Linked DNA regions of Mus musculus: regions 1, 3 and 4 are each linked to region 2. A link is a loop called in an ENCODE intact Hi-C map of the cell type or tissue named here. Cell type or tissue: heart. All regions are shown on one strand. Each heading gives the region's core, and the rest is flanking DNA. Links, peaks and the distances in the headings are about the cores only.

Region 1 (6,292 bases), core at 827-5,826, 270 kb after region 2:
GAAGAGGGAAGAGATAGGAAGAGAGGAGAGGGAAAAGGAAGAAGGGAGGGAGAGGGAGGGAGGGAGAAAGGGAAGGAGAGATGGAAGGAGGGAGGGAGGGAAGGAGAGAGAGAGAGAGAGAGAGAGAGAGAGAGAGAGAGAGAGAGAGAGAGAGAGAGAGAGGTTCATCAATATTTCTAAGACATTTTTAGCATACGATGGCAGAGAGATAAGAAATTCCTAGTCTCATGGTCAGTCACATATTGATTGGACAAGCTGTTCACTAATGAGCCAACTGCAAGAAGGCCGGGATCAAACCTTTCTATCTCCACATATGCTGACATGCTGAAAATGAAATGTTGTTCGCACAAAGAGCTCGTGTAAAATTAGGGATAAAAAGCTTTTAGAACTTCTGACTTCCTTCCAGGATCATGGATTTCTCATCTTGGTAACTCCTTGCAAAGCCTATGTGCATCACAAAGAAGCAGAGTTCAAAACGACCTTGGAAACTCATAGCCACAACTGCATGCTATCCCAATACAAGAAGTATTTTCCTAGGCTTCTGGCTAGCATTGGCCCTGGGCCACAAACTTAAAACTGGCAAGATCATTGTCATAGAAGTTAGGAAGGAGACTCAACACCATCATTAAATTCACACTATTATATCTGTAGCTGTCAGTCTGACACAGCCTGAAATTTTTAGAATCTAAAATGTCAACCTCAAATGTAAATCAAAAAGGTACATATGTTAACAAGACTTCCTCCCTCTTGTGAAAGACTGGAATCTCTGTGACTCTCAGAGCAGTACAAGTAACTCCTTCCATCTACTTCCTGTAGATCGTGTCCCTCAGTTCCTTGGTGTAGCTGGCTGTCAAGAATGAGGTCTCTGAGCAAAGGACACTGGCTCAAGTAAAATTTGCACTTTTAGTCGACAAATTACATTTAAATACTCATTTAATCAAGTCTAATATCAGGAGACATACGATTATAGACATATTATAGTGTCAGGCAATGATCAGACCATTTGGTATTCTTCAACTAATAGAGCCCTTGGAGAAAGACTTTGTTTCAGAAATTGGACATTGAGCTACAGAGAAGATGCATATTTCCTTCCTAGATCCTGGTCCTGGCTTTGAACTACCACTGCAGAGCCCTTGCTATGCAGCTCTTGCTCCGAAGCTCGTCGTAACCATCACTTTCCCATGAGCAGTGCAAAGACTCCATCACTGCATCAGGCCATTTTGTGCTTTCAATTGAAAGTCAGACTTCAAAATGTTCTCAGTAAAAATGTTCTTCTACTCACATAACTGAAATTCTCACCTGCAGAGCTGGGATAAGTTTCAGACTTACCTGTGGCCGAGCATCCCTCAGACACCATCAGGAAGCTATTTCCAGGTCTTAGCCGCACTTCCTCCTGTGTGGGCTATGTTTTCAGGATACTATTCATAGAGTAGCAGAAATCTTATAGTCTACCAGCTGAGGAATGCAAGTGGGACATTCTGGAAATTAAATTTGTCTCTTTATTTCTTTTATGTAATACTTCAATCACAATAATGGAAGAAAATGTCTCCTTGGAGATCTGTGGTGGTATTGTGCACGTGTGAGTTCACTCCTTTTTTTTTTTTAATGTTAACTGTCATTATGAGTTGTTCATGAAAGGAACATTTAAAGGAGAGGCCTGGGTAAAGGAAGAAGTCCTGTACTTGGGGTTCATAGTAGTACTAATATCATTTCATGTGTGTGTGGCATTTTTATATATAAGAAATCTCACATTATGAATAGATTCTAACAGAACAGTGCGACCTTTTCAGGATCTCCTGGTAACCAGTTTTAGCTATGATTTTGCTTAGGCAGTCTTTTCTTATGGAGCCTACGTAAGCCTGGAATTCATTGCCCTCCTGCTGCAGACTTGCTAGTTCTGTGATTACAGGATTATACCAATACATTCAGTAAATGGAAGTATTGTAAACAAATCCTAAGATGCAGACAGACATCATTTTCTATTGAGATTATAGGAAGGTTGATGAATGTGAATAGGAACTAAGGTTGGGAATGTTCTGTGGTTGACAGACAATATTTTGGCTAAGTCTGGGGAAGAAGTGTTGGTACAGTAAAGCATCGTGGTGCAGTATTGATTCTTGATCTTATATACTCCTTTATTTTCAGAGGCTAAGGCTATTGTTGCCTGCGTGCTATAGCAGAACAGAGAATTGCCTTGGATGGATTGTAGATATTAAGGACATATAAAGGATGGCAACCTTGGGCAGTAATGAAAGCTAAGATGTCAGTAACCAGGTACTAGAGATATAGGTATCCGATGGGATAGCAAGGATGCTGAGAAGAGGCAGGAGAAAAATAGAACATGGCCCTATGCAGCTTTAGGTTTACACTATCGAGATAGAGTTCATTTTTTCAGTAGTTCCTACAAACTAGGTTCAGATGCAATAAGTTACCTGAGGCAAATTCTCAAGCAAAGAAGTATCAACCAGAATACCAATGTGAATAATTAGCTAAGATACTGTTAACTACCAATATAATTGAACCAGAATGCTGGCAAATCTATTTTGGAAGTAAATTTAAATTTAGAAGTCTTTCCAGTGAGCAAAAATGAGAGCAAACAGTTAGTTTTAGGGTAGATTTTCTTCATATGTGATGTTGGTGTTGGCTGAATCCTCACCCCAGCTCCTGTCTCAGTTTCCCCATTCAGCTGTCCCCCTTCCTCCATCCTTCCGCATCTGGGTCCCCTCTTGCATTTTCATATTTCATGCATTGTATTTCCTTTCCCACTCCTTCTCTTAAAGACTCTCCTAGTCCTCTTTATGCTTTCCTGGCCTTTATTCATATTTATTCCCGCACAGACAATTTAACAATTGCTAGGATCTGCACTATAGAGAGCATACAGTATTTGTCTTCTTGACCCTGGATTACTTTGCTTAATGTAATGTTCTCCAGTTTACTCCATTGTCCTGCAAGCTTCCAAATTTCATTTTTTGTTATGCCTGAATAAAATCCAATTGTTTATATATGCCATAATTTCATTATCCACTCATCTGTTGATGGACACTTAGGCTGACTCAATCACCTGGCTATTATGCATAGAGCAGCCATAAATATACATGAGTCAGTATCCCTCTGTGGCAGCAAGTAATGTCCATTAGTTATATGCCCCAAGAGTGGTAGAGCTGAGTCATGTTTACCAAACTTGGACTAAGATAGTTTGGGATATTTTCTCTACAAGAAGAATATACAAGGTTTGGAAGGCTCATGCCCCTCTACCACTAACATGAGGCTGTGAACTCTGTTTTCCTCAGGGGCAGGCACTGCTTTGGCATCTCTTGGTCTTCTCATTCCTTAGACAAGCTGTGACATTTATTATGTGACAACTTTTTGATGTTACCCATTTAATCCCAAATAGTTTTTTCTCCAAGCCATCCTTTACACAGCTTATATCAACTGTATAGTTTTTGTTACAGAATTCTTGGAATTTGGTCTGTGTATTGCTGTTACCTTGCCCTTTTCCCAGACACTGGGGTATTTTAGTCAACCAGTTTCCTCTGAGAGTTAATTGCTTGCCTATAGGAAAAGAACGAAAAATAAGCAAGTCAACCTCTGTGAGTTTTCCGATGGTCCCTCCTGCTTTCTCATTATAAAAACCAACCTCAGCCCTTGTCCCCGTTTGCCCTTCTGTGGCTCTGAATATCCTACTGATCCCAGATGTGCCCATTTAGTTGTTAAAGCTCTGTGATGACCTTTGGGACTCTTGAGGTATCCAGCAGACTTTGTTCCTTGGTTGACAAAGTAGGAGTGTGAAGCCAAGGGCATGAGGCATTTCCTTTGGTATTAATTTTTATGATCATTTTTATTAGTAGGCATTTAGAGTACAAAGTGGGGTGTCATTATGACGTCTCCACATAAGCTTATATTCTACTCTGATCATGTTTACTCCTTCTTCAATAACCCCTGCTTCTTCCATATCTCTAGTATTCTGTTTTTCACTTTTGTTTTCCTTTCCCCACCCTAGATTTCATGTATGAGAAAGAACACATGATAATTGTCTCTATGTTTGTGTAGTTTTGGAAACCCCAGTCTTTCCATTTTTCATGAAAATGGTATAATTTTAGTCGTCTTTATCTTTATGGATATATAAACACTTTACTGTACATGTATACTATAGCTTCAGTATTTGTTCATATAAGATAGCCTGCTGGTTTGATTTCATAATCTGGATTCCATAATATTCGATAATGCAATAATAAATAGCTTTGCTAATATCTCTATAAAAGGTTTCCTCCCCCCACCTCTCTTTTGGGTACATATCCAGAAGTCCTGTGGAAGAATCCTGTGCTGACTCTGTAGTCATCACTGGCATGAGATGCATGGCATTCTAGGAGGTGAACTTATTAAAAATTTTTTTTAAATTAACAGGGCATGTAAAAAACAAGAAGGATCCATTCTTATGATTAGTTATCAAGGGCTTCCTTGATAAGTGCCCAGGGTTTTACTACAAGAAGTGCATATGAATTAGAGAAGTAGGAGGCATTGGGCATGCCACCAAATGCGATTGCAAGAATGACTCTTCATGATATCTGGCTAACTGCTTTTACTGATCATGCCTCATGGAGATTTTATTCCCCTAGTAAACAGGATAGAAATTTTCTTGAAGTGATTCATCCTGAAGGATAGAGTCCAAATAATACGAAAGGAATTGTCTTAACAGTTAGTTAAAAATAAGCTAACCAACAACAAACAACCCTCAAATGTTCTGCCTACATGTGAATGTATGCATATGTGCCCGTGTGTGAGTGAGTGTGTGTGTGTGTGTGTGTGTGTGTGTGTGTGTGTGTGCACATGCGTGTGTATGTCTTTCTTTTCTGTTTTTATTTTGTGGGGTTAAAAACCACATTTTGCATTAAAAAAATTAATGCTCCTTACAGGAATACATTGAAAGCCTACTGGTAAGAGATATACCTCAAATCCATTAAAAGAACACTGTTTTAAAGTGAGACTGGTAGAATATGAAGTTAATTCCAGGATGGCTGTAGCATCTTTTGCTTGGAAGGAGACATGCCAGAGCCAAGAATGACTTTCTTAGATTACAAAATGGGAGCAGATTATAAAAACTCTCAACTGACAATAAAGCTATACATCAGTGGATTCATTACTAGAGAGTACTGTTGGCAATTCAGAAGAGCATGCTCATTAGAAGAACACATACAGCCTCCTTTTTGTGTCCATACAAAACAATAGAAAAACTCAGAGGCAAACTAGCAGTCTCTAGGGTAGTCTGCGTGTCAAGGAATCTGGTATGCTCAACCTCCATATGATTTCTGCATGGTAGCTGTGAAAGCAAAGCAAAACAAAGCAAAACCAATCCACAAGCTGCTTTCTCTCTCTGCTCTTCAAGGCTAAAGAGGTAGACAACAGTCTCATCCATGTTCAGGAACTTGTGAAGGACACCTGGTGTTTCTGGAACACTGTGGCATACTTGGATGGAAGATGATCATCATCCTGACTGGCAGGTGTGTACCTTGAGTGGCTCCCAGGATGCTCTGCAGAGCTGTGTTTTTATGGGTAGCTCATGTCTCATTGTTGTGTGGCTGTTTCCTTTAAGTTGAAACCAACCTTTCTGGATGAAGAAGGGCAGCTTATTAGTCCCAGGAAGTAAATCAAGTTTAGAAGGTCAAGGAAGCTCCTGAAATGTACAAGACTCACAGGACTCTTCCTCAATTTTTATAACAATAAAAATTTCAGGAGAGGGGAAATTCCCCAAGTGGCTTCGATGCCTGACCTTTGTACTCATAAAGCCAGAGATTCAGCTTTCGAAAGTCATCACCCATGCTGGAGTGGAACTTTTGGTGATGCAGCTGCCTTTGACTCAACCATGGTCCTGTGAATAACCCCTTACCCATACCATAAATTCACTGGCCCACTAAGTTACACTTCACTAAGCTACCATACTTTCTCTGCTCTGTCCTCAGTACCCTATTTGTGGTCAATAGATATTTGTCTTTCCCCAGGGGAAGTCTAGACAGCAGTAATAAGGGACAAAATCAGGGGCAAAGTGGAAACAGCAATGAAATTATCTGTGTCCCTTTCCCTAATGGGTGTCAGAATAGGAGAGATGTGAGTAAACACAACACATCTTGACTGTGTGCACAGCTCTTTACAGGGAAGCTGCTGCTTGCAACTAGGTAAACATTTTGGAAGTTTACTGTTTCTCTTTAAAATCTTTCAGTTAGAAGTGAGCACAGTGCTTAATGATATTCAGCATTAGCTCATTAGTTCATTAGAGGGTGGGGATTTACATTCCCCA
Region 2 (6,292 bases), core at 443-5,442:
GTCTGGTGGTGGGGTTACATCTCCTCGAAATATCAGAGAAGTCTCAATATCATGGCTGCCTAACAAGACCTGAACAAGGATGACACCAATAGACAAACTAAGATGCAAGGGACCGCTAGGGAATCTCACCCACAGACAAAGCATGGCAGGCAACTAAAGAATTCTGAGAGCTGGGGAAATAGTTTTCTCTAGAAATGTGCTCTCAGTTGGTTATCCAATACCTAGTGGGTCAAGCCTGAAATCATATACATACACGTAACAAACAAACTGAACAGGATGCATTTATATGTTTAGGAATGAATATATATGTAATAGTAGTTAAAGGAAAAAAGTCTGGAAGCTATGAATATAATCTAGAGAAAAGGAGGGGGCACATGGCAAACTTGGAAGGAGAGAAGGGAAGGAAAAATGATATATGCTAATTAAAAATTTTTTTAAAAAAATGAGTGAGGAAATGATCAGGAAAGTTAAGAGTGGAGTCAGCTAAATGATTTATAATATGTGTGCTTTAGCTCCCTTTGTTCTGTGCTAATAGAAATCTGCAACTATTTGATCAGCAAGTAGAACAGAACACAGGGGTCGTTAGTCCTTGGCCATAGCTCAGCTCTTTTGCTGGTTATTTGAAACAATGTATTTGGTTAACAGACAAGTGCAGAACTGGGCAGTGTTGTGTGTAGCCTTTGTCTCTTCTCTTCTCTTCTCTTCTCTTCTCTTCTCTTCTCTTCTCTTCTCTTCTCTTCTCTTCTCTTCTCTTCTCTTCTCTTCTCTTCTCTTCTCTTCTCTTCTCTTCTCTTCTCTTCTCTTCTCTTCTCTTCTCTCTCTCTCTCTCTCTCTCTCTCTCTCTCTCTCTCTCTCTCTCTCTCTTTCTCCTCCTCCTCCTCCTCCTCCTCCTCCTCCTCCTCCTCCTCCTCCTCCTCCTTCTTCTTCTTCTTCTTCTTCTTCTTCCTTTTCTTGGTTATTTTGTGTTGTAGGCACTGCTAATTTTTGTGAGAACAGGACTGAGGATGGGGGAAGGAGGGTGAGAGGCGGCCGAGTCAGATGACTAACCCCCAGAATCAAACTCCAGAGACCCCCAGCATCAGGGTGAATCAGAGTTTATTGCCCAAGGTGTAAGCTTATGTACAGTGTTTGAGCCAATCCTAACCACCTAAATGCCTTGCCACACTGTCACTGTGCCCCAGTGAAAGCTCTGTCTGATGAGGTTACTCAGAAGCAGCGAGGGGTTGTGGGAACAAGGGGGAAAGCATCGTCGCTTGTTAAGACTTCCATGAAGATGGGGAAAAGGCCACCAACCTGGCCTCAGTTTTTCTTCACTGTCTCACTGGTGTTCTGGGGCCATCTTAGCTCTAATGCTGTGCAAGGGCAGAACAGGATTCTTTGAGGAGTTGCGGGAGCCTGTGGCGCCTGCTGTGACTTTCTTCCTTGTTCATTAAGGCTACGATGAAACTGGAGATTACAACCACCTTTTGCTATACGACAGCTTGTAGTCTGAGATGACTGTTCCATCTTCTTGCTTATTGGCCCTTGTTTTCCCTTCCTTTCCCTTCCATTGTGTCTCTCACAATTCATGCTGGAGAATTTTCAGGTGTCGATTCAGAGTATGTGGTGAGGCAGGGGAATAACTTAGTGCATTTGTATGCAGTAGATTATTTTCATTAAGCCCTGCACCCTCTGAATTAGAGAGGGAGGACCACGTACCTGACTAGACTGGCATTTCGACACAGGGCACAAAACCTCACTTGATAAATGTCTACACGTGTAACAAACCTCCTAGGTTTCTTCTCTTTTTGGTTGACCAGTGTACATGAAAAACATTTTTTTTAACACTCTAAATGTCACAGGCTAGCTGTTTGAGCCAAAGCTGGCCTTCGGGCATGCTTTCTTCAGACTACAGGAATTTAAGGAAAGCGAGTTTTATTTAGCTTATGTTAGAGACTTCAGTGGTTGGCCCAGACAGTTGGGTAGACCATCACAGCAGCAGAAGTTATGGTATAGAACTGTTTGTCTCATGATAAAAAGGGGGGTCGGCGTGGGCAGGACTACAGATCTAGTTCAAGTGTGCAGTGCCCCTGAACCTCCTCCCTCCCAGTGGACATGCTTTCTCCAGCCAGACATTCCCCCTTCCCAAAGTTCCCACCGCATCTCCAAACAGCGCCACCAGCTGGGTACCAGGCAGAACAGCCAAGCCTACTTGCATTTCACATTCAAACCACACTACCCAAGCAAGCTGAAGTGAGAGCCTACAGAAAGACTAGGTAGTGTTAAGACTGGGGCTGCTCAGACCTTCAGGAATGGAGGGTGAGGTCCGAATTCCCCAGTTCTGATTTTGCTCCTGGCCAGCATGCTCTGTTCAACCTCTCAAAATCCAGGGAAGTGAAGAAAAAAAAATTAAAGACCTGTGGTCTTGAATTTGAATCGTTTAAAAATCATATACAGAGAGGCTTGTCACGCTTTCCTTACTGGCTTGCAGTTCACCAAGCAGGAAAAAAAAAAAGCTTGTGCGGTTCCCCACTGTTTCCTCTAGATGGCACTATTGCACTGGCATTCTCTCAGCTCTTCATTCTGACGCCCCCCCAAACTTGTTCATTATGTAATTTTTTCAGCGGGAATCATTTTTGTTCGTAAATTTATTACAGCGTATTATCAATAGTCCTAAATTTATTGGTAAGCAGGTAGATCCCACAAAGCTGCAAATTTTAAAGGAGCAAAATGAGGTCGGTCCACCCCCCCCCCCACCCCCTTCGCCCTACTTCTTTTTCCTCGGAGCTTCCCGAGTTAATAGTTGAAAAGGGAACATATTGCAAAGTATAATTGTCACGATTATGCGGGCTGTTCATTTGGTGTGCATGTGCACATGCATCCAGATGCCACAGCTGCAGTGCACATCGGATAAATAGCCCTTAGCTTGTACAGTTCGAAACATCAAATGGTCCTCATTTGGAGCAGTGTCTTTGTTTTGTTTTGTTCATAATGAATGCTACCCACAAATACAGAAAGCAAGGGAGCAGAAAATAGCCTGTGTGACAAGGGGGAGGCTCTTAGAGATAGCCATGTACACGAGTAGACAGATACAAGTTGTATCCCGGCTTCGTCTGAACAAGGCCAGTGCTGTACAGGGGGAGCTGGGTGTGTTAATTAGATTAATGGCTTGAAAACAAATCCATTTCAGAGTAGCTAATTAAATATTTCATTTTGAGTTATTTTGTGCAATTTGCTTTGGAAGGCAACAGACAAATATTAAGTATTCAATTTCGTCTTCAAGCGCAACCCACTAATATTTCAGTGAGTTAATTCCTTGGTTTTGGTGTTTTGGGCTTTGAAGGTGCTCTCCTGTCTTGGCTAATGTACTTGACAGTCGAGTGTGAAACGGGACTCTGCCGTTCATAGCCACAACTTGGAGCCTTTTGTACTTTTAGCACCTGCTATCCTTCCTAGTTAGAGGTCTCTGGCTTCTGGTGTCCCTCAGGCTGTTCTTTGGTCCTATGGGGGCAATTTTTTTCAGGGATGGAATGATGTGTGTAACATTGTATCAACATGATGATGGCCCCTGCAATGGAGGGTTTTCCTTACAGTGAGTGAAGGTGAACACAATATGGGATGCAAGCAGGTGGGTGGGGCTTGAAGGCGGGTGGGCGTGGCTTGCAAGATGAGGTCTCCTGTGGGGAGACCAGGTGTGAGTTCTTTTCCACAAGCCCTCAGACACAAGAAATGGCACAGAGAAAACACTGACTCTCCCGAGGGTCTAACGGACTGTGCCAAGTCCTTTCATTTTACTGTTGGATTGTGAGGACAGCATCCTTGCCTCTCTGGGGTCCTGACTCTCCTGCATACCTAAATTTAATACCCAGTGTCTCAAAGCCAATACCAGCTTTCCCATTGTCCCTCTGCCGCTGGAAGTCTCAGTCTGCTGGAAGGTAGCTTTGGTTCTAAGTGAGCCTTGGTCATGTTAGCTCTGTCTTCTGCTCGCCCATGTACTCCCTGGCAGCATGGACTGGATCCTAGCTCTCAAAGGCAGAGGAGCAGCCCACAGTCCTCTATGGTAATTCCCACCCACCCCGCAAGGACTCTCTCAGTTTACAATGTTCCTGACCCAGGCACCTGGCCTGCTCAACTCTCCTTTCCACAATGCTCTACCTAATTGCCTGGGCCAAACCGCCCACGGACTGACGTCTCTAACACAAAACAAGTAAATCTCTCCTTGAAAGCTCTTTTTGATACTTGGCCACAGTAATGCAAAAGTAACCAATTAAAAACTGTTTAAGAAAGCAGAAATATTGCCCGAGCACGTGAAACCTCCAGCTCTCTTATTCCGGTGACTAAATCACTCTCTGTAGTCGGAGTCATTCTCTGCCCTTTGACTCCTCAGAGCCTTTGCTGAGGTTGGATATCTTTCACCAAGACTTTCTGGGGCACCTTTGTCTGAACAGAGTTTCTTCTATCCAAAGCCTCCGGCTCTGAGCTTCACCCCACTGGAGGTAATTAAAATGATTCCCCCAACAGAAGCAGGACCTGTGTCCTGGCCAGGTTTCCAGAGGCTCTGCTGCTGCTAAGTGGAATGTGAGTGAGAGCAAATAAATATCCGCCTTCTTGGAGTGTTGAAAGTTTGACAACCTTTCTAGTGTCGCGAAAAATTTCAAGGCGCTTTTTTATACATGGTGTATATTGTCGACACTGTCACCTCTGGCTGAGGGATCTAGTTATGAGAAGCAGCAGGTCTGTATTTCCACCTCTGGACAATTGTGCCTCTACTCAAGTCCTGTGTCAAACCCGGCTCCCCTGTTGAACGCCTGAGCTGTCGTTGGCAGCATGAGCAAAGGCTGCCAGACTTGGAACAGGAAGCAGAGCTCAGGCTGAGGCCTAAGTGGGGTAGGAGGAAGTTGGAGGATAGGCTTGGAGAGTCAGAAGGGTGCCACAGATGTTTTCGGAGAAGAGGAAAGACCATTAGCATTCTAAGCAGAGGACAGTAACATTGTGTGGAGAGTTCGGCAGCCAGTGATTGCTTGGCTTCAAGACTGTGTCAGTCACCTGTGTCAGCTACCTGCTCTTAGTGCTAGCGATGAAGCTTGCCTTCCATCCCTCCCCATCTCCCTTTTCTCCCTTTCATCCTCTTTCTCCTTCATCTCTCCCTTCTCCTCCATCCATCCCTTCTCTGCCTCCTCCTTTCCCTCTGTGCCCAGGATAGGCCTTGGGGTTTCATATGTGCTAGGGAGGTTCTACCATGGAGCTACACCACAGAGCTGGTGTCGGCCTCCCTCATTTCTACATTACTGCCTGGAGACTCAGCTGCCATCTTTCTGGGTCTGTTGAGGACCAGGCTGGTGCTCACCTTTCTATACTTTTCCTGACTCTCCAACACAGGGAGCGTCCTCCTTCCTAGAGTGTAAAACCAACGAAGGGGAGCTCCAATTCTTCTTAGTGGAAAACAAAGGGACATTTGCTTAAACCCTACACTGCCTATACAGCACAGAAGGTGTTTTTCTGTAAAATGGGGGCTTTAATATTTGATATGTTTTTGTGAACACCTCCCATATCGACTCTGAGTTATTGGACTCGGCTCACAGGCCTGTATAAATATTTCTAAAGGAGAGCCACATCAAGGAGTTCTCTTCCCTCACTTTGTAAAGCTCCCATTTTATTTACACATAAATCTTGGAAAGAGTCCCTTTTCTCAACTTCACATTCCTCCAGACTCTAATACTGGCCTTTTTATAGACAGGAAATCTCCTGATTTGTATTCCTCCAGCACCTTCAACAATAAAGCCGCCCTCATTACGGAATAAAATTTAAAACTGTCTCCCAATTGTGCAGTTGACGTGAATTGGACCTATTATGTTTGCTTTACTATGGTGTAATCAGTGATAGATGGCGAGGGGAATTTTGAGGACTCTGGGGACTCTGACACTCAGCATGCTAAGTGGAGTGGCTGCGTGTAACCATCTATCAGCGGGAAGCAGAAAGGTCTGCCAGAGGCGGCTGGCACACACCTTAACTTGACAGGGCTCACTCATGTTTGCTCAGATTAGCCAGAGCTGCCTTCAGTGCGCAAGGTCAGAGGGCTGTGAGTTTGCTGAGAAGAGACTTACCACTTTATTGCCGGACATTCTTTGTCAGTGAAACCTTCCTGGTGTGTGTGTGTGTGTGTCTGTGTGTGTGTGTGTGTGTGTGTGTGTGTGTGTGTGTGTGTGTGTGTCTGTGTGTGTCTGTGTGTCTGTGTGTCTGTGTGTGTGTGTGTCTGTGTGTGTCTGTGTGTGTGTCTGTGTGTGTGACTGTGTGTCTGTGTGTGTGTGTGTGT
Region 3 (6,292 bases), core at 796-5,795, 100 kb after region 2:
CAGTCAAAAGCTCTGTACTAGAAGCCACCACGTGCTGTAGGGCTCCGTCTATCCTTGGTGCCTTAGAACCTTTGAGCACCTTTTCTATCCTCATTGGCCTCTTCTGCAGGCCCTCATGTGGCTCTGACTGGATTCTAGATGTGGGCTACCATGTTCGGTGCCACGAACAGTTCTTGTCATATAAATGTTAGTTATGTATGTGATTGTGTGTGGGTGTGCGTGTGTGCGCGCATGCACACATGTGTGTATATGTTTCATACTGTCTCCCTACATAGCTCTTGCTGTCCTAGAACTCACTATGTAGATTGTAGAGCGAGCTGGCCTTACTGGCCTTGAATTCAGAGAATTACGTCTGCCTCTGCCATCTGAGTGCTGGGATTAAAAGCACGCACCTCCATGTCTGGCCCCATGTATGTGACTGTTAAACAAATGACTCTCTAATTATAGCAAGGGTTATAATAATGATTATTAACACTTAGAATAGTTTGCCAAATGCTACCTTCCAGAAACAAACAACATCGGCATCAGTGAATATCATTTCTGATATTTTCCTTTGGATTCTTTAATAAAGTCATATACAACTGTTGGGGAAAAGTAGCTAAAGTGTGATTAAAGCATAATGAAAGAACAGGGTTAAGTGTATGTATGGCATACTACCACTTAAAGTCAGAATGTACAAATTTAGCTCTAAGTGGACTTGATGACAGAGGAAAATGAGAAAAATTAAGTGGCGCTTTAACTGTAAGAATCATGATCTCCACAAAGACTCCACCACGGTCTTACTATAAAACACTAAGTCACTGAAGGAACTACCATTTATTTTTAAAATTTTCTTCTTTTTTTTTTTCCTCCTGAGATAGTCTCTCTGTCTAGCCCTGGCTGTCCTGGAACTTGATCTGTAGACCAGGATAGCCTCATACTTAGAGATTTGCCTGCCTCTACTTTCCAAAGTGCTGGACTTAAAGGCATGGGCCAGTGTGGTCCAGAAATTGTTTACACTGAAGGTCTCTTAGTGGTCCTGCTTTCAGAAGTGGCCAAGAACAGGAGGGAAGGGAGGACACCCAGCTGTCTGAGATAACTTTCCATTTACACACAGAACTAAACAGACAAGTTCAGTTATATTGCTGTTAAATGTTGGCAGCATGGGATAGGAGAGATGAGTAGTAGGGGGGTTGTTAAGAAATAAGGCTCCCTAAAACTGTGTGCCACAGAGGGGAATTGTTATGCTTAAACCCAAGAGGAATTAGAAGATCAGTGGCAGTTTGTCAAGGATGGAGAAAAGATGGTCTGGGGAGTGGGTGTGGAGGAGTGTTTGGCAACTGGGGTGAAGGAGTTGCTCTTCCCCCCACAGGGATCCCCCATCGCCTCCAGTATGGCAGGGAAGAGGCAGCTTGTATCCCCAAGAGCAGGTCTGAGACTACTAGATGCTCCAGGTAGGGGGACAGAGGTGGCTCACAAAGACTTGCTCCCCAAGGGGTTACCAGTATTGCCTCCTAGTTTTTCTGCCAGTGTCCAGTGGTCCTTGACCTCTTCATAGCACTTTGCTTATAATTCATGCATGATTTCCAGTATCCTCATCCTGATGGCATCCTTGGAGCTGCATAGAGCATTAGGTGTCTAGCAGCCCCAGACCTGCTCTTGGGGGATACAAATTATCAAGTGCCTAGAAGATGAGCACCAGGGCTCCTCTTCTTGTTCTCTTTGGTCTCTAACTTGTACCATAGAGAGCACAGCTGCAGCCCTTGTCTGCCAGCATCTTGGCTGAGGTGATGTAATGGTCCTCTGCAATCTGGCCTGGGTATCTTACCAGGATCTTCCTGCTCTCCTCCAGGATGTTGTTCCTGTTTTGAGAGAGAACAGCATGACCTTCTTGAGTGCCTTCACTTCTGGCTTTGAGGGCTGCCACACCTTTATATTCTTGAAGTCTTGGATGACACCATCAGAAGTAGCCATACTAGAGGCCTTGTTTCCAGAAGAGAAAGAGAGACAGGGACATCTGTAGAAGAACCAGGCCAACAGATGTAGCTGCTGACAGGATCTGACTATAGTACCATTTAAATTATATTTATTTTTTATTTTTTTAGGTTAAAATATAGCTACATCATTTCCCACTTCTCTTCCCTATTCTCCAAACCCTCCCATCTGCTTCTCTCTGCTCTTTTAAATTCATGGCCTTTCCCCCCATTAATTGTTATTCAACATATGTATATTCACATATATATTTCTAAATACATGATTATGATTTGTATAATATTGCTTGTATATACAGTACTATTTATTTTGAAACTATATTTGGATTTTGTGCCATTGCCATTAAAGCTTCTGTTTGTTGTTTGTTTGTTTTTCTTTTCTCTTACCTTTGTATTCTGTATCCTCTAGGATTTGTTGGTTACATAGTGCCCAATTTCAAGGTTCATTCCTGCCTGGTGTGTAACTTCCAAATGTTCACATTCAAATGAAGTCAGTATTCATCCTCTCTAATGAGCTCTTTCATTCCACAGGCTTAAGTTTTGATTAAGCTTAGATAATATGATTGGCACTTATGCTGTTCTGGGTGTTACAAGGAAGTCCCATCAACGAAGGGGCTTAGACCACAAAACTTCACTTTTCAGAGACCCACAGTCTGGGAAGGTCAGGTTCAAGGCACCTGTTCATTTAGTAACCAGAGGGAGTCCACGTCCTCATCTGTGGGCTTGGTTTCCCAATGTAATGCCTCCTTTCAGGAGGTCCTAGCTGAAGCCTCTACTGTAAGTACGTTATTGCCACTCTCGGGGGCCATAACCTTCTGACCTAATTACCTCCCAATACTCCATTCCCCAGATATTCTCCCCCCTGGGCATTGCTTTTCTTTTCTTATTTTTTGTGTTTTTTAAATGTAATTTTATCTATAATTCATTTTTATACTTCATATTCCATTCCCCATACCTTCCTATTCATCTTCTGACTGCTCCACATTCCACACCTCCTCCCCACACCCCTGTCTCCACATGGATGTCCCACCCCCCACCCCCTACCCCACCTGACTTCTAAACTCCATGGGACTTCCAGTTTCTTTAGGGTTAGGTGCGTCATCTCTGAAAGAACACAGACCTGGAAGTCCTCTACTGTATGTGTGTTGGGGGCCTCATATCAGCTGATGAATGCTGTCTGTTTGGTGATCCAGTGTTTGAGGCCCAAAGTGGGATCCAGCTCAAGGGGAAGTCCCAAGGCCTGACACTGTTACTGAGGCTATGGAGCGCTCACAAAAAGGAACCTATCAGGACGGCCCTTCAAAAGACCCAAGAAGCAGCTGAAAGAGTCAGATGCAGTTATTTGCACCTAACCAATGGACAGAAGCAGCTGACCCCTCCTGTTGAATTAGGGAAGATTGAAAGAAGCTGAGGAGAAGGGCAATTCAGTAGGAGGACCAGCAGTCTTAAATAATCTGGGGATTACTTTTCAACAAGTAGATTTTCAGGGGACACATACCATGGTACTGGATTTCATTGGCAAAGGATGTTTCTCCATGAGGACCAGAGGGTGGCACTGTAGCACTTCTGTTAAGAGAGTGTCTCCAGCCAACTGGGCCCAGCTCAAAGCTTCCCCATTTCTCAGTTGTATGACCTTGGGCAAGTTGCTTTTGCACTATTGTTTCCTTATTTGAAAACTACAGTTAATAAAAGGGCGACTCCATGGGATTGTGTATGGATTAAATAAGATAATCCAGGCTCTTCAAACTGGTTGGCAGACAGTAAGTCTAGCCAGTTAACTCTGGTTAAGAAAGGTCTGCTCCCAGTGTTGCCTGCTCTCCTACAGTGCTTACCAGTAGAGACCAACAGATAAAAGACTTCCCCTTCTGGAGTCCTCATCCTAGCATTACACAAACACTGTTGTTTTCATGGCTAATCCCCTCCAAAGGGGATATAGGAGCTCAAATACCATACTCTTTTAGATTTCTAGACACAAAAGTGAATGGTGATGGGCCAGAAAGTCTCAGGGAGCCCCAGGAGCCTGGGCCAGCTGCTGGGGACCTACTCTGAACTGATTCTCTGTAACAGTTCCCCAGTGAGGAGAAGTCCAGAACAGCTGTCTCCCACAGATTCATTTCCAAAGTCGAGTGTGTTTTGCCTTAATACTGATATCCCTCCCGCGAAGGTGCGTGCTGTTAGCTCGGATGTTGGTCACATTTTGATAATCCTTTAACCTTTATTTATTTTACACACCCCATGGTGTAGCTGAACACCACTGGCTGCTGAGAAATCTACCAGAGACCAGATGAATCTTCTCTGGGGGCACTCCTCAATGAAATTCTCCATCAGTCACAGAGGAGTTAAGTTCATCGAGCCCAGAGGGTATCTTTCAAGTTTGGCTTGTAGGCAAATGCAGCATTTTTCATGTAAATAGTAAAAAATGCCCCAATTTTGGTAACTCTGATGAAGTGTCCTGTCCTCCCACCCCCTTTTGATTTATTTATTTCCCCACTACATGCCTTTTGATATAAGTAGCTTGAGATGACCTGTTTCTATAGCAGGAGTAAAGAGGTGAGAGAATGTAGAAGAAAACAGCATAAAGGATTTCCAACATTTCACAGTTGAATTCCTCAGCCTTTTTACCCATGTAATTTGACATTTTCTATTTAATTTAATTTGTATTTTTAAGGTCTTTTTTATTCCCTTAGGTTCTAATGTGAAGGTTATATAGGGGGGTTGATAAAGAATAAGTTAGGATGCTTTTTATATTCACATTAAAAAAATATCTAGTTCCCCAGGATCTGCATGGCATTGGCTCTAGGACCCCTGTGGATGCCAACACCTAAGAATGCTCAGGTCCCTTGTATGAATAGGAGAGGTTTGCGTGGAACTTATACTATCCTGCTGCATACTTTAAGTCATCTCTGGGTTACTTAATAGCTAATATAATATAAATGCCATGCAAATGGCATCATACTAATGTATGTTTAGAGTAATGGATAGCAAGAGAAAAATACACTGTACATTACAGATGTAATAAAAATATTTTCCAAATGTTGTAGGTGAGGAGGCAGGACATTGATAAAAAGGGAAAAACCATAGTATTGGATTCTTGAATAACTCCTGCTTGACTCTGGACTTCTTAAAGTGGTCTCTTTAATTCTAAAGAGGACAGTCTCATATTCTGACCTTATGAGTTTTAAAGCACACAGGTTGTTCTTCAACAAGAAAAGTGTTCGTGAACTCTGGGTTCTTGCTTATGAATATTATCTTGTTAGGTCTTCAAATCAAATGCCCAACCATGGGATGTAAAACAGGCAGGGAGTAGCCTGAGGATACTCAGAGCCCACTCTGTGGATTACCCTGAGTCAGCACCTTTTATACAAAGTCCTAAACAAGACGTTGCATGGAGGGTAATCAAATACTGATCAGGATGGTGGACTCTGGCTAGGTTCATTCCGGGATTCCCAGAAAATGGTGGCAAGTCACATTTTGTAGAGGCTTGAAAAGGCAAAGTCATTAGAAAAAGAAAGTCATATTTCCCTCCAGGTCCAATCATAAGAAAGCACACATATAATGTGTTTCCTGCCTATGTACCTTCCACCTACATATGATGAAGCATATTTGGAGCAGTTGGGTTAAACAATCTTGTTTAAGGAAGCAAAAGCATTCGGCTTGTTATCTCATATAAACAATAGCCTCCAGCATTTCAGAAAGTACTTCCTCCTTGGGCAAGGGGCTTACAGGTTAGAGGCATTTTTGTTTTACGAATCTCTTAGGCACAGTAATTAAAATGTAAAACATAACTTTAGCTCTCACAGAGCAACAATAATTCTTGCTCTGAGAGCTTGGCACATCTCAAGTAAACCCATGGAAGTTATAAACATGGCAGGCAATGAACAATGGGATCAGGAGACCCTTAGCTTGGACACTAGAAGCTATAATACAAAGCTACCAGTGTTGTCAAAGCTTAAAGCTCTGTTTAGTTTAGCACAAGTATAAATGCCACTCGAGTTTGTGGTCATTTTGTAGAGATCTAGCTATCTTTCCTGGAGTGTTTTTAATAGAAGAGCCCAGCCTTTCACTAATTGAATGTCACCAGCTACCTGATAATGTCAATGGAGCTGAATGTTATCATCTGAGAGTGACTTCTGGCTGCTGGGAAAGGCTGAGGGGAAGCCTGTGTGTATGAGTGCAACATGAAAGATGGTGATAATGTGGGCACAGAAGGCAGCCATGATTGATTGGCCATTAACAAGAATTTATAGCACTTCAATCTTTTTGCCTTGTGAAGCCTGCCTGAATGGGTCACTATAATGATTGAATTTCAACTCTGTTGAAAG
Region 4 (6,292 bases), core at 783-5,782, 280 kb after region 2:
ACGAAGACACTGTGGAGAATGGGCAGTGACTTACCAGCTCATTCTACACAAACAAATCATATTAACCATCTTTCTTATTGCTCAGTTTAGCAAAAGTGAGTACACTCTAGGTTCCTAACTCATGCTAGAGCCATGGTAAAAGGGCTGTTGCCCACTGAGCTGGAGCTCTTGAGTTGATAGAAGGATGTCACCCCTGTCATTCTGCCTCTTGCTCTCCCAGACTACTCACATGTCCCATTTTTTTCCTTTCATTTTTAAAATATAGTTATGGTTTCTGTTTTATTATCTCTGTATTAATTTCTGTGGGTTTTGGTATATTTTCCTCAACCCTTTTCTTTTTGAGTATTCTTACAAACTCTTCCTTAGTTGGGTAAGTGATTAAAGTGTGAGTTAAAATAGAGAAGGAAGCTATCTGTACTTTCTCAGTAATGCCTTTCTTTCTTATTATACAAGAAATACAAGAATGGAAAGAGGATATTTTGAGGGAACTATGTAAAGAGTCATATTTTTTTGTTCTTTAAAATGAACCATCATTTGACTGAATATTAAGGAGATGCCATTTAAAAAATCTAATTTTTACTTTCTGGCCCATGGCCTTTGCATACTTCATTGAGTGTTGCACCTGGGCTTTTTGATAGCTGTGAAACACTTGGTACATTTTATTTTTATCAAAGAAAGTGACTTCTTATCTGATGATTCTACCCCTTCCCCCACCCCAATCATACATTCCTGACAACAACAGTCCTCTTCTTTTTATCCTGTCATGAAAGACTTACTCCAGCCAAATGAACCAACTGCTAAAGTGCACGTATTCAAGGCAGACATTAAACAAAGTGGCTGAGAAAGAACAGTGCTAAGACAGTCTCTTCCATGCTCACTGTCACACACACACTTGGTGGTGAAGTGTGATCAGCCTCGGGTTTGATGATCACATATGTGTATACGAGGAAGTCCTGTTCTCCTCGGAAGTAATCCAGTTCAATTAACTGCTGTTTGCAGTAGCTGAGAGACCATCAAAACTCAAGCAAAGGAGATGATTCACAGCAAAAGCTTCTTTCTACAGCCCTTAACTGAAGTAGATGAATCAGAAACTGTATTTCCTTAAATTGCAAATAAGTGTGTGTGCGTGTGTGTGTGAGTGTGTGTGTGTGCATGTGTGCTGTATATCTGCATGGGTGGGTATATTTGCCTATGAATATGTAGGTAGAGGTGGCTGACAGCATGTGTGTTCCTCTGTCTCTCTCTACTTCCTCCTCCTCCTCCTCCTCCTCCTCCTCCTCCTCCTCCTTCTTCTTCTTCAGCAAAGTCTCTCAATAAACATGGGGCTCACCATTTTGGCTGTGCCATATGTATAGCCTCTGAGCTCCTGGGATCCACCATGGTCCTATTCCCCTCCCTGCTGGGTTCATACACTCATGTACTGCTTTTTACTTGGGTATGCTAAACATCTGAATTCAGGTCCTCATATCTGCACTGCAAGTTCTTTACCCAGTGAACCACCCCTCAGCCTATAAGCTTTAAATTAAAACCAAAAATTGATTGTCAGGAATTGCATACAGCTCAACCTAGCATAAAGTTCCTTCTTTGTTGAAATATTCTCTAAGACATTTAGTAGTCAGTTCGTAATATAACTTAGAAAAGTGCCCTTTAGTGGCAGAAACACAGTCTTTGGTACTCTAGTGTGATGTGGATTGTAAACTCACCCCTGATTTTAAATCATTCCGTGCTATTCAATCTTGTAAGTATTTTAAATCTGTAGTGGGAATTGTGTGTTTATATGGATGAAGGTTGGGGGAAATAATTCTTGCAATAACTTTTGGGAAAAGTGCCTCATGCAGAACTCTCACACAGACAGGCTGTGAACTGCCCTAATATGTGCTCATTTGGCTTAACAGAGTGTACCTCAATGAACTGTGTGACATGTGACTTTAGAAAAAGCATACACCATACACCATCAGTCAGTACTTTTGAGTCAGTGAAGGGAACACTTGGAGGGTCCTGTGAGGTCTGATGCTGGTGGTTGGGGCTGCAGACACAGAGACTTTGAAAAATGGTACTCTGTTTTTTTTTTTTTTTTCCTTTCCTTTAGTTTCAAAGGAGCACTCGATAGGATTCATAGCTATCAACATTGAACAAGGGGGGGTGGGTGGATATGGGGGACTTTTGGTATAGCATTGGAAATGTAAATGAGCTAAATACCTAATAAAAAATGGAAAAAAAAAGAAAAGAGAAGATCTTAGACACAAGAGTAAGGGTCAAGGCATCATTCTCTCATTGGAAGAAATAGGGAAGTGTTGGGGACATACAATGTCTGCCTAAGATTCTGAAACTTATTAAAACAATTTCTTGGCCCTGGTCAAGTAATTTGTGTTGAAGACAAAAAAAAAAAAAAAAAACAAAACAAAAAAAAAAAAAAAACATTGAACAAGGGGAAGGTTAGCTGTCCAGATAACAGATTTTAAAACATCATGGATAAATACTGCTTGGGTTAATTTGAGAAAGAGACATGATTTCAATGGAGAAATATTTTCCCCTTTGAGGTGTCACTAAACAGAAGCAAAATACCATTTCACTCACCTATACATTCTCCAGATGCAGTATATGTGTGACCTTGCCCAGTTATTCAAGCTATAAAATACAGTTACAGTACAGTTAGATATGGGTAAGAAATTATTTTTCTGCTGCAGCTTGCTTTTCTCTCTCAACCAGACCCACATATTTCCTTAGTATAAAATCCTCTAGATGGCACTAGAGAATATAACATTTAATTGGTTCAGATAATAGCCTTTAGTAGATGAAGAATAGTCATTTTTCTTTTTCTGAAAATAAATATGAATAAGACATTAACTAGGACAAGGATGTAATATTCAAGGTTAGCATCGTACACTCTAAACATCTCAAAGCAGGAGATGCTTCCCTGAACCAAGAAGGCCTGACCAAGAAGAAAGGGAAGTCAGATTCCCAAGTAAACTCTAGAGCTCCCTTCCATTTTCCTTACTGAGTTATGGGTTCTAGTGTCCCAGAATTCTGCAAAATTAGGATAAGGTCAAATGCTCAAAGAAGTCCAGTCCACCCTAAGTCTCTTGTGAGTGGTTGCAGTAGATGAAAGCTATTATTGTGATTATGAAGCAGTTGCTTGGATAATATGAATGAGAGGAGACCATTCATTATCCCTCTTCATCAGGTGCACAATGCCATTGTTTCCCATGGGCATCAAGTAGGAGGAAGAAGATAATTAATGAGGACTGATGATGGCCTCCAGTGTGGGTTTGCTTTGATATGTGATCAGGGTAGTTGGGAGATCACTAGGATACAGGGTTTCTTCTGGAGTCTCTAAGCATTATAGCAGAACAATGAGCAAAGATGGGATAACGTATTGTTCTGGGTTGATTTGAGGCCTTGATTCCAGTGGAAACCTTGGCTCCCAAATCTATAGCTTGCAAATGACAGCTTGCAAATGACAGCTTGAAATCACTTGCACAGTGAATGACACAATCATGGCAAATTCAGCAAAGGTCACAGAGCTATGAGTTTGATCCTTGAAAAGGTACAACAACAAAGCAAGCCTGATAATTTGTTGTCATAACAACAAAGGGGAGCATAAGTCACTTTTTTTTTTAAAAACAATGTGTCATCCTTTTTCTAACCCCTGTCTATCACCTGCCATCATAACACCCTTTCCCCATTCAAGGCTATGATTAGAAGCACAGGCTTCCCTGTTAAATTTAAACCTCAGATAAGTCATGAAAACCTTGCTGGTGTAAGTATGTCCTGTACCATTTGCTAGAGTAAGTCTATTCAAAATTGCACAAGACACACTTATTCTGATAAGAGTTTTGCTGTTTATTATCTTAACTTCAAACTGGACTAGGTGCCCTACATTTTATTTGGCAACTCCACTCCCACACTCCATTTCTCCACGTGCCTGCTCGTAAGGAATAGACAAATCAAGCCAAATTAAATACGAGGCTCTCTCGCACACATGTTTTAACATTTGGAAACAGCTGGAAGACCTAGACATGGCATCTTTTGCTTCTTTTATTGAACAGGTACCCTGTCAGCCCAGGAAGAGAGGAAGAACCTCCTTTGGCTAAGACATGAGCAGGTCTCCAAACCCATTTTCATCCCCCCAAATTTTGTACTTCATCTTCTTCCTCCAGAGCCGTTTTTCTTTCACAGTTGGCTGTTCCCCCGTCTGCATAGATCCGCAGTAAATACTGTACTGCAGTGCTGAAAAGAGAGGAAAAACATTACCATCTGCATCTACAGCTTGCAAATTACAGCTTGCAATCACCTGCTATTAAATAAAGACACTTTAACAATATTTTGGGTTTTAAATTAGCAATTTACATCACAAGACTCTGAAAATACTAGTCTTTTAATACTGCAATTTTCTTTCCTTTTAACCAGGCATCAACATGTATTGAATTTTTTTAAAAGAAGCCATACAAAGTAATGTTTATTTAATCAATGGCCACCAATGGTATGAGACACACAGACGGAAATCCAACAGTCCCTTGCTCTGTGGGAGACACCATTGGAAGACCTCCCTGGAGCTTCAGCTCTCTAATTTACATCGTGGGGGAAATCTACACATTGTCCTTCTATTTATTTATTATCTTTAACGGCTTGGCCACACAAGGCTATGTGTCATCTAAGAAAGTGGTCTCAAGCTGGGAATCAGAGGCAAGGCCTTTGTTTGCAGGAGTCTGGAGCCAAAAAAAAAGCAGAGTTCAAATGGGAGTATTTCCTTTTGTCACTTGACATCAGGGCTGAATTGGAGGGGATTGGCACTTGTACAAAGCACAACTGGATGCAAAATGAGTGGGGATTTTTGGAAACCTGCAAAGAGAGAAAGATTAAGCAGCTCTCTCCCTCATGGACTCCCCGTCTATAGACAGAGGGGTACAACAGTATCTAAATATAGTGGTTAGCGTTCAAGTTCTTATTATTGAACCTTTACTACCTCTTTCTTGTGACATTCCAGTTACGGAGTGGGGAACACATCAGGAGCTGGCACACACTGCACAGAGCTAAGTATTAGCTTCACAGTGTTGGTTGCTGCATTGCACATTCCTTCACACAAGCACAGAGCACTAGGAAGCAGAGTGCTGTAGCTGTAGCTGTAGCTGAGCATCCAGCCTGTTCCCAGTGCACTTCTCACTGATCCTATAGCTGTCCTGGATGGACAGCTGCGTCTCCAGCTCTCCTGGATCCAGAGATCTGCTCCCTGCTGCTTTTGATGTAATTCAACAGCAATGGATGATTTTTCCTTGTTGCCAGGCCCTTTCATATTTCTCTGCTTAAGTTTTAATCTTTAAGGTCTTTAAGTGTGGGAAGCGGGTGTGGCAGCAGTCCCAAAGGCGCCACAATTGCGCCTTTGGGACTGCCGCCACACCCGCTCCCCACATTTAAGGTTAATTCTATCTATCTATCTATCTATCTATCTATCTATCTATCTATCTATCTATCTATCTATCTACCTACCTACCTACCTACCTATCTATCTATCTATCTATCTATCTATCTATCTATCTATCTATCTATCTTTGACAAGACGTCATGTAGCTAGACCAGGCTGTCTCTAGCCAACCCTCTCCTGGGCATGACCTTGCGTTTCTGATCCTCTTGAATCTAACTGTTTAGTATTTAGGATGTAGGTGTGAATCACTACTCCATTCCGGAGCTGGCTCAGCCTAGGTGAAGCTAGGCAAGCGCTCTAACTGCAGCTACAGCCTTAGCTTTCAGTGTTGCCTTGTGATGACCCAGGATAGCTGCCTAAATCTTAAACGTGTTCCCTTTTATGCTGCACTAACCTTTAATTTCTAAATATGGTACATATCTAGTCAACATTAAATGTTATTGTTGCTAGTAGTGCTGGGAAAGTTTTAACGTCATCTCACAGAACCCTAATTGGAAAGGGAAAATACCTTTGAGAGAAAACTGTTTGCATTTTAGTTCACTTCGTGAACCTTTAGTGGGTGATTGGTCGATGCCTGATGCCTTTCAGCGCCACAGGGTCATCCAGCAGAAATATCCACTTCTCTTGTTTCCTTAGTCATTTGCATTTGTGGCAATATAGCATATTAACTGGCTTCTAGGTCACTTTTCTTAGCCTGTGATACTGAAAGACTCCGAAAGGAGCCCCTCCCTCAGGCCTCAGGACAATAGCAGACACCCAAGAACTCACGATAGACCGAGACTGTTGCAAACCACATGAGGCTTTATTCGGGGAAGCCAGAGGTCTGGGGACGACTCATATCCCACGCAGGGGTAGAGGAGTCGACCTTGA

The links. Peaks named below come from ENCODE experiments on the same cell type or tissue, not always from the same donor. Only the 100,000 strongest peaks of a DNase experiment are listed, where the experiment ranks them.
Region 1: a loop joins it to region 2, with 2.7 times the contacts of the local background. A loop is called at or near these places in 2 of 42 quality-filtered maps.
Region 3: a loop joins it to region 2, with 3 times the contacts of the local background. A loop is called at or near these places in 2 of 42 quality-filtered maps.
Region 4: it touches region 2 in a loop (3-fold over the local background); 2 of 42 quality-filtered maps call a loop at or near these places.

What each region holds. Positions count from the first base shown.
Region 1 is chr5:54,422,112-54,428,403 of GRCm38, forward strand. No RefSeq gene overlaps it. Among named protein-coding and RNA genes, the nearest start is that of Gm10440, 75 kb to the left of the region's middle. In heart, for the core only: no CTCF peak of the experiment used is centred there; no DNase peak of the experiment used is centred there.
Region 2 is chr5:54,152,509-54,158,800 of GRCm38, forward strand. No RefSeq gene overlaps it. Among named protein-coding and RNA genes, the nearest start is that of Stim2, 160 kb to the left of the region's middle. In heart, for the core only: a CTCF peak has its summit at 2,516 (motif pointing right); no DNase peak of the experiment used is centred there; H3K4me3 peaks cover 336 bases; H3K27ac peaks cover 1,880 bases.
Region 3 is chr5:54,254,756-54,261,047 of GRCm38, forward strand. No RefSeq gene overlaps it. Among named protein-coding and RNA genes, the nearest start is that of Gm10440, 92 kb to the right of the region's middle. In heart, for the core only: a CTCF peak has its summit at 3,513 (motif pointing right); no DNase peak of the experiment used is centred there; H3K27ac peaks cover 488 bases.
Region 4 is chr5:54,436,750-54,443,041 of GRCm38, forward strand. No RefSeq gene overlaps it. Among named protein-coding and RNA genes, the nearest start is that of Gm10440, 90 kb to the left of the region's middle. In heart, for the core only: a CTCF peak has its summit at 2,740 (motif pointing right); no DNase peak of the experiment used is centred there.